Regions from separate parts of the Homo sapiens genome. Here region 1 is linked to region 2. Evidence: chromatin contacts called from ENCODE Hi-C data. All regions are on one chromosome and are shown on one strand. Each heading gives the region's core, a stretch centred on a gene start or an enhancer-like site at or near the end of the contact. The rest is flanking DNA. Distances are from core to core; before and after follow the strand shown. Region 1 overlaps PTPRG (protein tyrosine phosphatase receptor type G). Region 2 overlaps FHIT (fragile histidine triad diadenosine triphosphatase).

Region 1 (6,028 bases), core at 2,041-4,540, 1.2 Mb before region 2:
AATAAATTTAATTATTTCTGCTATGCCACAACAAATGGAGAGAAAGCGCAGAGCTCAAGATGAACAATAATCTAAACCGTTAGATCTGATTTGTAACCTAATTTTATTCTGGTACTGGCAGAGGAACAAAATAAAACTCAAGCTGTAATAACAGGCAAGGTATGCTGTCAGCACTCTTGAGGGAATTTTTATATTTTAAGCCTGTGGGAATTTGGAAAAGGTCCATGGTACTATTTTTTCCCTTATCTGACTCGCATGGCTGATTACACCTTTAAATTAAGTCTAATAATGCATATTGTCTTTGTTAATCAGGATATGAAAGCTGAAGTTGTGTTTTGTGAAAAAGCAGATCATTTTCCAATATAGAACTCAGGCATGATGGAATGGACACTTCAATGAAATTCAGCTTTGGTCAAATGGAGGGCAAGTTACATGGCCCTAGATGCAACTAATTCATTTCCATCATCACTGTCCATTCTGGCTCTTGTTGGTTTTCTGGCCAAAGAGCAGACATATTAGTCAACTTGTCTGCTGTGTTGGTCAGATTTCTACTGCAACAATACTGTGGGACCAAAAGCAAGAGGGGAAAAAAGGATTTTGGTATTGAACAACAGTAGGCATTTATTTCTTGCTCACTGGTGTTTGGGTACACTGGGTGACTGAGAGTTAAGCAACAGGTTGGGGCCAGGAAGTTCCACCTGTGAATCTAGGACATGCTTTTCTCATGGTACCTAGCAGAACAGAGAGGCCAAGTAAAGTCATGCAAGCACATTCAAGCACTCTATTCATGGGCCTTCCATGACATTCCACTGACCAAAGAGCATCACAAAACCCAGCCCAAAGTTCAGCCAGAAGTGAGATGTCCACAGCAGGCCTAATTGGGAGGCACAGCAGAGTCACAAACTAAAGGGGCTGCTGGGCTATGACAGGGAGAAAGTGTCACATTCGAACAATCATCAGGTCTACCTCACCTGGGCTGCCACATTCACCCTAACCTGCCCTCCTGGTGACAGCCTTGCACTCCCCAACACAGGTAGGCAAGGGGGAACCCTCATTGGCTGGCAGGTAGCCAATCAGATACTCATTCTTACATCATATGATGTCACCTTGATGGTGGAACGCTAAAGTAAAAGCCCACAAAAGCAAATTCAGCTACCCTCATTACAACCCTTCTTAAGGACTGGATTCTCCATTTGTCCCGAATTACTTATAAAAAATGCCTATTCATTCTAATTAGTTTCTTTGGATCTCCATGACTTCTCTGTCAAAGGCCATTGTAGGGACAATTGCATTACACAGACAGAGCTGAGAAGAGAAATCTGTCCAAAAGAGGTAGGAGTTGGGTGGCCAAGAGTAGGGGTGGGTAGCCAGACCTGGGAACTTGTCTTCTAGCTGGGTCTGCATCATAAACACACTGCTGCCTTTATTGAGGTCATATGCCTATGGAGCAGATAAAGAGGTTTAAACAATGCTAAATAAGGTATCCCTTCGCACTGTCGTTGCTTATACAGGGCACCTAAAAAGAAATCATTCCTTTAAGCTTGTTATCTGGTTCTTGTCCATTCCTCTCTCATCCTTCCTTACCTCAGATTCTTAGGGTTTTACTGTCATCTTCCAAATCAATGATTCACTGATCAATACTTTCAGTCCTGCACTCTAATCCTAAATTACTCCTGCCCATGCATCACTTCTTCCTGGATATCCTACCTGCACCCTAAACTCATTTTTGGTCTAGAACTGAATTTGCCAGCTTTCATACAAACCTCTACCCTTTCCTCTATTCTCTGTACCAGTCGTATTGTTCTTATTTTATCCTGCACTCCCTGTAGAGTACACTTTGGCCTCCAACATGCTATTATGCTCACAGTTGCAAGTATCACTGGCTTCCTGGCCACAGACCAAAAGCCATTTAGGCTGTGCAGGCACAGCCCACTTCCAGCTACAGAGGCTCAACAGGCTAAACAGTTTCCCAGCCCCCCATTGCAGCTATAAGGTGGGCATGGCCACAATTCCAAGAACACACCTGAGGTGAAGTATGCAATGGGACTTCTGGGAAAGCTCTGCCTCCCTGATACAGGAGCTGGGGGAAAACTGTTCTGCTTAATCACCTTGAAATCAAGAGAGCACAGAGCTTCAATAGCTGTGCACCCGCTCAAAAAGCTTCCGTGGCTCTCAACTGTCAAGTGAATAAAATCTAAGCTCCTTAGTTCAGGATTCAAATGCCTTAATTATCTGGTCCACATTTATGTTTCAAGTTTATGTCTTTCTATTCCCCTTCATATTAATACAGAATAACTATATTATTTTCTTTTCAAGCTTACAACGTGCCAGATAACCTGCTAGGTACATGACATATAGTATTCACTGTCCACACTGGCCCCTATGTGGTCAGTGTTATAATACTTATTTTACAGAAATTAACAGGATCAGAACTCAAATGTAAGTTTCTCTCCATAAAGCCTCATGTTTTTCAACCCTTATTTCTTGGGTATCTTCTGTGTGTCAGACACTAGTACACCATACCACTTCCTCTTCCAGTTGGATTTTCTATCTGTCCCACTCCTTTAGGGTTATTCTTCTGGGCTCAGCTCAGAAAACTGTTTCATGGGCAATGTCTCCCCTCAAGATGCAGCAAAAAGCCATCAGTGATCACATTTTTCTCTGAAAAAAGAGTGCATCTTTATTTTCTTCTTTTAATCCTTCCTACTTCTAGTATGGTAATATAATTATACCTTACTCCAAATTTGAGGATGCAAGCTCTTGACTAAGGCAAAGTCTGCTGCTTATTCATTTTGTAACTTTCCCCCACTAACCTCCCCCACCGTGATAATAATAAGAAACAACAGTTACTGGGCCTTCACTATGTGGAAGGCAGTGAACTAACACTTTACACATTCTTTTACTTATTCTTATGATAACTCTATGGATTATATTACCCCCATTTTACAAGAAAAGAAAAAAATGTGGCAAAGTTAAGTCATCTGCTCAAGGTCACAAGCCTACTAGATAGCAAAAACAGATTAAATCCAACAGGTTCAGTAGAAATAATTTTTTAAAAATTTTAATGGTATACTACACCTCAGTTTTTATCAACAAAGATACAAAAGGTCTAAACTTTAAAGCACTTGGATCAAAAGGCCCCATTAGGAGTTGACCCAAGTTGTAAAGCCTTTTTTACTGCCAGATTTGAACAACGGGGATGGGTTTAAGAATAACCTTCACTGAGCTTCTCTGGCCAAATTCTGTGTGGGAGGGCAGGAAAGGGAGGAGTTTAATTCAGTATTATCTAGGCCAAGGGATCCGTGCCCAGTGCAACGTATGTGCCAAAGATTTTAGGCCTAAGTTGAAATCTTTGTGCGATTTTGCGAAAGGGATGGTGTGTCCTACATAATTAAATGTGCCTTTAGAGCCAGTATCATATTATGGAATTTGAATGGCTTATATTCAAAGAAATTGATTCCTGCCTGGGAAGGTTATGATGAGGTTGATAACTTCTTTTACGGGTTCCCAAACTGGACCAAGAGCCCACCTACATATGATTTATCTGGGGTGGATGAAAAAAAAATGTATAGATTTCACAGTTAAGGAATAGGGGTGAGTGCCACGTACAAAGTTCACCAGGGGTTTCTGATGAGCTGCAAGATTTGAGAGCCACTGGATTCCAGTTCACTCCACATCTTAACAGCTAACACCTTTGTAACTTCTCCACTTAAAAATAACCAAACAAAAAATCGGAGGGTTTTCTCCTAGTTTCTGGCTTTAGTTTCCAGTAACTGCAATTTTAAAAAGTTCCAGATGATGATTCTTAGGTCTCCTTCAAATGTGGTTACACACACAAAAGGTCCAATCCTAAAGAATCCACTCTCTGGATTTCAGTAATGCCTATTGAGTTTTGTTTGTATAACAATATCAGCTCCGTGCCTGGATAGGATTACACAGAGTCAGGGAGAGCAAGCACGTTCTGAGGAAAGCAGCTTGCCCTTCAATAATCTGATAAACAGGCGTTAACAGAAGCACCACAAGTACTGGATGCCCCGGTCTGCGAGCCTTTGTTGAACCATATGTCAGAGTGCTCCTAGCTCTGCAGAAGATCAAAAATATGGTTGCCCAGTTAAAAGTCATTCTCTGAGCTGCTTTGCAGGAACAAGAGGGAAAGGAAGGGCTTTGCTTATAAGAATGGAATAAATAGTCTCAATATACAATTTGACATCTGAAAGGGCAAAAAAAAATCATCCCAATACGATTCAATAATACATATTTACGTACACACACATACCCTTACATGAACACATTTATGATTCTGTTATCAAGATGGCATTTACACAAGTGTACATATGTGTATATATGTTATTTTCTAGCAGTCTTAGATTATTCCAACAACTTGAATCATTATCAGCTAAAAAATAAAGAAAAATATAAAATTCAGCTAACTACTGGAACTTGCACTGATCAAGACCTCTGTCACCAAATTGACCACAATGTTAAAATACACATCAGCTTCTACATGATGAAAGAGGAATCAAGAGGGAGTAAAAGAACAACGCACAGCTCTCAGGGTCAAAACTAAGTTCTGACAATGTCACTGGCATACCATATACGCTGGCCCAGAGACAGACCGGATGTAAACTTGAGTAATGACAAGTAACTTTAATTAAACTCTCCAACTGCTTATACGTCTGATGAACTTCAAAATGTACTTGCTCATCAAGTTAGGGTCTCTCAGAGTGGTAATCCTTTCTTATCAATCTTTGACAAACTATTAAATTTCCCATTTTTCCCCTGACCAATGGTAGAATGCCCTCTCTCCTTGTGATTTACAAGTCGTCTCAGAAATTAGAAAATGATGTACAGCTAGTGCAATTCATTTTAATAGGAATTTGAATGGCTTCTCTTTCCCTTTTTCGAAATACAATATCCTGAATTGTCCTCTCCGTCCATGTGATAAATCACTTGGGTGCAGAAAATGAAGAATTTTTAAATGGCAAGATAAAAGGCATGATTCTGTATTCTCTGTTTATGAAAGGGCTGCTCTTTGAAGTGACAAAAGCTGTGGTGCTGCTGTGTTTCCACCTGTAAAACTCCTATAAAATTTAATAGAACTTAGAGGGGTACACAAGCCACGGAGTATGAAACCTAATTTCCATCCCAGTTCATTTGATTTCCTAAAATTACATCAACAGCAAAATCAGATAGATTGTAGACACTGGTTTTATGAGGCTTCTAATAGGCAAAACTCTTATTTCAGTATTTAAAGAATAATTACCACTCTGTAATTCAGCCATGGGCCCATCGGAGCCTATTTCTGTCATCTCCTTTCATTTGCCAATAGGTATAACCAACACAGGTTTGCTAACTACCCTATCACATATTTTAGATAATTTAAGAAGAAAAAAAATGATATTCACTAAGATGCAATATAAATCCAGAAGTACAAAAATCACAAGAAAATCCACAAATCAGAAACCAAAAAGACTTAATCATTAAATTCAATTTTCCACTCACTGTATCTAAAATGAGCCACAGACCCGACAGGGCATGTGTATTCAGAACCTGGATAAGGATGATGGTGAAATGAAGTCTTTAACCCATCCATTACAACTACCTTTTGAATCATTCCAGGGAGGCTTTACCTACATGCACTTGTGTAACAGATCTACAGATTCTGTAACTTTAGAAACTCAACTTTCTTTCTCGCCAACACATTATTTCCCACAAGGTTCATTCTAAGATCATTCAATCAAGTCAGGCTTGCTATAATTGGATTCTCCCTCTCCCCCTCCCTCCACTTTAAAAGACCAAAATGATAACACTGAGTTCAGGCTAAAAATGGTATGCAAGTTTTGGAAGAGACCTAGGCACAAAAAATTATATTTAGTATATTCGATGCTTATCAATTCAACAAAAATCAGCTACAAAGGGCCTGTTCCAGAACTTTAGCAATCATCCCACCAAATTAGGTCACCATATACTAAAATCTGACAGAGGTTTGTGCTGTATTTTTCTTAAATGGCAAAGAGAGAATATGATC
Region 2 (6,186 bases), core at 3,457-5,956:
TAACATACGACTATAACATACTCCAAGAATATTTTCTTCTAAATCATTAAGCTAGTTATTATTTGCATTGAGCAGCAAAAGTTGAAAGTTGCCAATGTAGAAAGCTAAAATAGAGAACCCAGGGGCAGGGGGTGAAATCCTGGCTGTGAATGTTTTTCAACACTAATTTCAAGCCTGTTATTGTCCTGATAGAAACCCCAAATACCTTTCTTCAGTGATATGCATGCAAGTGTAAATTAATGTGCCAGAGAAAATTATTATAGAGAAGTGTCAGGTCACCTGGGCTAGTGCTATTCTTTGTAATATTATACAATATCAATCTACAGTAATACTTTTTTGCAGGCTAGTTGGAGGACAAAAAAGGATCTCCTGTCCTTATTCCTTATCAAAAGCAGTCTTGTATGTGGTGTTAAGGGTACAAAGTGAGAGAGTATAACTAAGTTTAACCAATAGAAGATTACATACTCAGAATGTATGTTCTAGTCAAAATGAAAGTGTGGGCTCTGCCCACTGAATGAAAGCCCACATTTTCCCCCTAGATGTTGGAGAAAGGTCTTCAGGATACCCAGCGATGGGCAGGCTTCTCTTTATGCCTGTCTGTGCCATCAATTTGAGGTCAAGCTTTGCTATTGCTGCTGTTGACTTCTTTCAAGCCAGGCACAGCCACTGGGACCTTTGCTATAACCATCAAGACAGTGCTATATCCCAGGCACAGGAACCCACTGTAAATCTTGCTAGATGAGGGGCTAGAAGAGAGGACAAGATCTCACGGAGGCTCTACTCACTCTCTCCAGACTCAGGCTACTTTCCTACTACCTCTGACGCTTACCTTTCTTGAATAATCCAGCTCTGTTTCTTCTGGGAGCCTGCACAACTGCCTAGAGGAAGGATTACATTTCTAACCTTCCTTGTTTCTAGGTGGGGTTGTATAATCAAATTCTGACAAGTGACAATGAGAAGTGATGGGCGCAACTTCTGGAACATGTCATTAAAGATTGGAAGCCTGCCCTGCCTCCATCCTGCTGCCCAGGCAGTGAATGGCATGGCTGGAATGCCATCTTGGGCTAGGAGAATAAGAACCATCACAGAGGTGGTAGAAGAGAATCTGAAAGCAGCCTGGGTTTTAGATGACCACGGTGCCAGTGGCCAGACAAGTTCTGGTCTGCTGGTCCTCAGACTTACATGAGCAAATTAGACCATGTCTGCTTAAGCCATTGTTATTTTTGTCTGTTGCAGATAGGTATACCTGATTTCTAACAAATAGACTAGATACATATTTTTTATTCGCATCTCCTTTAGTATTCTCAGTAAATTATCATGGTGTATCTATGATTTTATATATATATATATATAGAGAGAGAGTATATATAGTATATATATGGAATATATATAGTATATATATATATAGAGGTTACATATAGAGAATATATAGAGAGATAATATATATATAATAATATATATATTCTACCTAATTTTGATACAATGTGGAGTTCAAAATGTCTTAAGAATACATATAGCTTCTAATTTGATGATTATTTTGTTAAGATAAATCACTTTAACAGCTTTTCATTAAAGGGTAGTTTTGAAATCCGATTTTCTGTTTCTTTTTTCCCCACCTTAAATTCTGAAACACACTGGAAGCTGTTCTGACTGGCACATAGACCATGTAACCCAAATTAATCCCTGTTAATTCATTTTGGTATGGTCGGGGTAAATGCTCCCCGAACTCTCTCTTCTCCCAAAGCCACATGATTTGTGGGACTTTGGGAAGTGTGTACTGTAAGGTAGAGCCAGACAATTCTCCTCCAAATAGCCTAAGTTAGAGTGTGTCAAAACGGAATAATTTCTGTATGGAAAGCACCCTCTTCTGCCGTGTATTTGAACGAACAAACTAAAGAATGAATCTCAGAAGGCTCATTTCATTTTCCTCTCTGCCATTTTCATCTTGTTTCATAGTGTAACATATGGAAGAGCTACTAACTTTAGTCTTCCACGACATGGGGAGGGCCTGATGAATGTACCTGGATTTTGAATTGTTTTCCTATAAGGATTCAGCTTCATATGCTGGTTATTATGTGTGTGTTGGAATTTTATAGCAAGTGGATTTATACAGCCTAGTGGCTGTTTTTCCTTGTTGATATTCTTTGGGGACTTTGCTTGGAACTAGCTCCTGCTCTGGGGCTCCTTGCTGTCAAATAATGTAAACACCAAGGAAGGAAAATACGTCTCAGTCTGTTAAGTCCATCATCTTTCTCTAAGACTATCTCTCATTAGGTTTGGAAATTTTTGAGTAAAGAGAAGGTGGGCCTCCAAACTAGAGGGTCATGCTGTAGTTTAATGAGAGTGAGGGTTATTGGGAGGCAATTAGGGAGCAAAGTCTTCTAGGATCTGTTAAATGTCCACTTGGTTTTTCAGAGTTGGTGAAAATGTATTTGTAATGGAAAATATGTTTTAGTTTGTGGGGTGCTATGCTTTTCCTTTATTCTTATCAGTGGGCTTAGCTTTTCAGAAAGTTCTTTAGGGATTTTATGACATGAGAGCTGAACATATTCTAATCCTGGGCTGACTGTATTTCAGGTAGAAACGGTACTATTGCTGACTTTCATGGGGTTTAGGTGAACTTCTATGATTAAGCAATAGTATTTCCCTAATTCTGTCCATTTTTCCCCCCTGGATGAATCCTTCTTGGAAATCATATCAGTTTGCTTCCTCCTGGAAGCCTTCCCTGATTCCCTCAAGGCTTGATGAGGAGCCCTTTTTCTGTAATCCTGCCATAGCCTGTGCTCTGTCCCTTTGCGTTTAAGTCATCAGTTCAGTTGGCTGTGTCTTCCTAACTCGAGTGCAGGGTCTCTGCCTCATTCACACTTGGAGCTGTGGTGCAACATGTGAGTGTGGAGTAAATATGCGTTGAATTAATGTATTTTTCTAGATGGACTTATTTTACTAATGGAATAAGATTTTTTAGGCATGCACACAGAAGTTGCAAAATAAATATTTGTTGATTGGCTTTCCAGTGCTTAAGTAATTCCCCGCTGCAAGGCAGCCACCTCTAAAACTCATTAATGGTTTTGGATATTATTTATAACATTAAAACAGTTTTCTGAAAGTGCATATATATTATGCCCTGTTTCCTCCTAAGTGCATGGACTCTATGAAAAATAAACAATACATCAATAACATCCTAAGAATTACTGGAAGAAACAGCATGTTGTCTGTTATTCTCTGGGGGTGGAGTGTAAAAGTGGTGGGCAAGGAGGGGTTCTAGTTTGCTGCTGTGGCGATTAGTAACAGCATTTGTAGTATGAATTTTGATTAACTTTTGAATCCATGAAGCAGACCACTGAGTCTGTGAGTAGATGTCATTTGAATTAGATCTTTGATGTCCGCCAAGGTGGTCTGATCTGAAGCGTTCCACAGAGTTCCTCCCTTCTTGCAGACTTGAGCAAGAAAAATTTGGTTCATAATATTTAAAAAAATTTCTAATTGAATTACAATTTTAAATCGTTAACTTATTAGAGAAAAATTATTTTGCAATTTATTTTTAAAACTTGGAAGAGTAAAATTAAAAGAGGACTCCTTCCAGCAGTCTTGTAGATGTGTCCTCTCTTGGAGGCATCACTGTTCACCTGTGTTAGCAGGCCCAGAAACTAAAGTTTGTAAATTTACCCAGAGTTGAAGAGGGTCAAGGCCACAGATTCATACTTACCTAATGCATAAGAAGATGATAAATTAGAATGCCAATGTATTCATTCTCCAGGAGAAATATAGCTGCCAAGTTACATTCATGTTTGCTGGTCAGCACTTTCTCCAGTAAGAAGTCGAAGTGGCAAATTAAATCACAATCAAAAATATACTGCTTTGGTGAAGGTGTGGGGGAAACAAGTAGTATCATATACTATTAATAGAAGTTTAAATTGCTACAACTTCCTGGGAGGGAAAATTTGGCAATATCTCAAAAGTGCCTGTATCCTTTGCCCTTGCCATTTTGCTTCCACAGAGTTATCTTAAAAATATATCCCCCGACGTGGACAAAGCCATATGAAGAAGAGTGTTCCTTATAGCATCATTTCTATTAGCAAAGGATTAGAAAAAGTCTAAATGTTTATTAAAGTGAACTGGTCAAATACATGGACTGTGATGATGTTCAAAAGAACGATGTAAATGTGTATGTACTGTGGAGAATGGCCTCCAGGATATGTTATTCTGGGAAAAGTGAAGGAGAGAACTGTGTGTATAATGGGCTTCCTCCCTTTGTATTAACAGGGAGGAGTTCACACAAATACAAGTGATTGGTTCTACAAAGTGTGTTTCTGAAGTGCCAGAAAGAAGTGGTTGGGCCTGGAAGGAAAACTCACTTTTCACTCCACGTGCTTTGCATCTGTTTGAATGTGTTGCCCTGTGCTTATTACCTTGTGCTTACATTGGGTTATACTTTTTCTCTCTCTATATAAAAAGGTTAATTTGACATTCAAATAGTTTCTCTATTTAAATCTAAAATTAGCACCAAGGAAGGTGGTCTTGTTACATAACCCTGTTGCTGAGTCACCTGTGACTCCAACGGGTGAGTCACCTGCCCGGTAGAACCCATAGGCTCCAACGAGGAGTCTTTCTCAGGAGAATGTCTTTATTCTTTCCTGGACTCATGCAGTCATTGTCTCACATATGTGTCATCATCATATTTATGACCAATTTTTCCTGGAGCTAAATGCTGAATTCTTAAACTTGGGAAACTTCTGACTTCCATAAGCAACACATATACAAGTCACTTCTTAGGGTAAGGTGAATCTGGTGTAAATTACAATCACCAGGACAGGCATGATGGCTCACACCTGTAATCCCAACACTTTGGGAAGCTGAGGCCAAGAGGATCACTTGAGCTTGAGAGGTTGAGGCTGTAGTGAGCCATGATCATGCTACCGCACTCCAGCCTAGGCAACAGAGCAAGACCCTGTCTCAAAAATAAATGAATTAAAAAAATTATAGTCACGAGAGGAGTGTGTGCAAATGCAGTCTTGGATCCCACCCCAGAGGTTCTGAATCAGTTGGTCTGGAGTGGGCTCAGGGACCCCCAGCCTGAGAAGATTCTAATGCAGATGATCTCTATACCCTTCCTTCCCTCCTTCCATTCCTCTCTCCCTCCTTCGATTCTTTTTCTCCCTTTCTCCTTCCCCTCTCTTTCTCCTTCCCCTCTTTATTTTCTTCTCTTCCTTTGAGAATTTTAGAGAGTGGCATTTTTCACATTCCGTACTTAGATTTCAGTCATTTGACTGTTTGTTCTTCCTTTATTGAAGATATATATTTTAAAGAAATCAGTAAATTGTTAGTAACTTCATTTGTTCTGTGTCAGTTGATCTTTAGTGGATATAGGGAGAAAAGAAAATGAAAATATGATCAAGTTCAGCTGCCTTAAGGGCTGAGAGAATGGCCCTTCCAAGTGCTCAGCTTGTAATGAGACCCAGATTATTATGCATAATCATCTCAGCCTAAATCCTTCTTGGTCCACGTGAATGATGGAAGATGGTAATTTGTCTCTAAGAGCAAGGAAGAAAGAACATTTGAGTTAAGTTATGGACAGCTGACCTTTGTTTTTAATCACAACTGCTTTTAAATGGTAATAGCTAGGGAAAAGGCATGACAGAAGAGTGGTGGAAGGGAAAAAAAAAAGGAGAAGGGGCATTGCATGATCTTTGGAGTCAGGCAGACTTGCCTCCTGATACAGATTCTACCCCAGCCAGGCTGTGTGATCTTTGACATGAGACGGAACTTCTCTGTGCCAAGTCTGTGAAATCAGGATAATAAGACAACCGATGTTACCATGGTCAGAGGATAAAATAAAAATATAGGCATACAGCCTAGCATAGTGCCTGGCATTAGCAGAAGCTCAATAAATAGTGGTTAATTATATTAATAAAGCAGCAGGTAATGGAGGTAGAAATAACTACATGGGCTTGTTAGTGGAACTGCGTGGCTTCTAAGGGCCTTCATCCTCACTGTCAGGTTTTACGCCTCAACTGTAGGGACAAAAGACATTTCTCTAAATTCCTTTCTTTATCCCGGTGAATATCAGGTGATTACTTTTTTCTCTTTTTGAGTTTTTTTTAAATTTTATTTTAAGTTCCAGCATACAAGTAAAGAACAAGCAGGTTTGTTACATGTTACATATGTGTGCCATGGTGGTTTACTGAA

The links. A loop is a pair of places that touch in the nucleus more often than their neighbours do.
Region 1: a map of lower leg skin shows a loop between it and region 2 (7-fold over the local background). The contact joins two enhancer-like sites. A Hi-C loop is called at or near these places in 1 of 168 maps with a recorded cell type or tissue (lower leg skin) and 1 of 37 single-sample maps with no recorded cell type.

The regions. Positions count from the first base shown.
Region 1 is chr3:61,805,958-61,811,985 of GRCh38, reverse strand. The region is part of intron 2 of PTPRG (protein tyrosine phosphatase receptor type G); the gene reads right to left. Among named protein-coding and RNA genes, the nearest start is that of PTPRG, 250 kb to the right of the region's middle. Within about 2 kb of position 3,290, at least 13 of the 41 ENCODE cell types and tissues checked have a DNase peak (open chromatin) inside an H3K27ac peak, as active enhancers do.
Region 2 is chr3:60,587,436-60,593,621 of GRCh38, reverse strand. All of the region lies in intron 4 of FHIT (fragile histidine triad diadenosine triphosphatase), which reads left to right. Among named protein-coding and RNA genes, the nearest start is that of MIR548BB, 27 kb to the left of the region's middle. Within about 2 kb of position 4,706, at least 2 of the 41 ENCODE cell types and tissues checked have a DNase peak (open chromatin) inside an H3K27ac peak, as active enhancers do.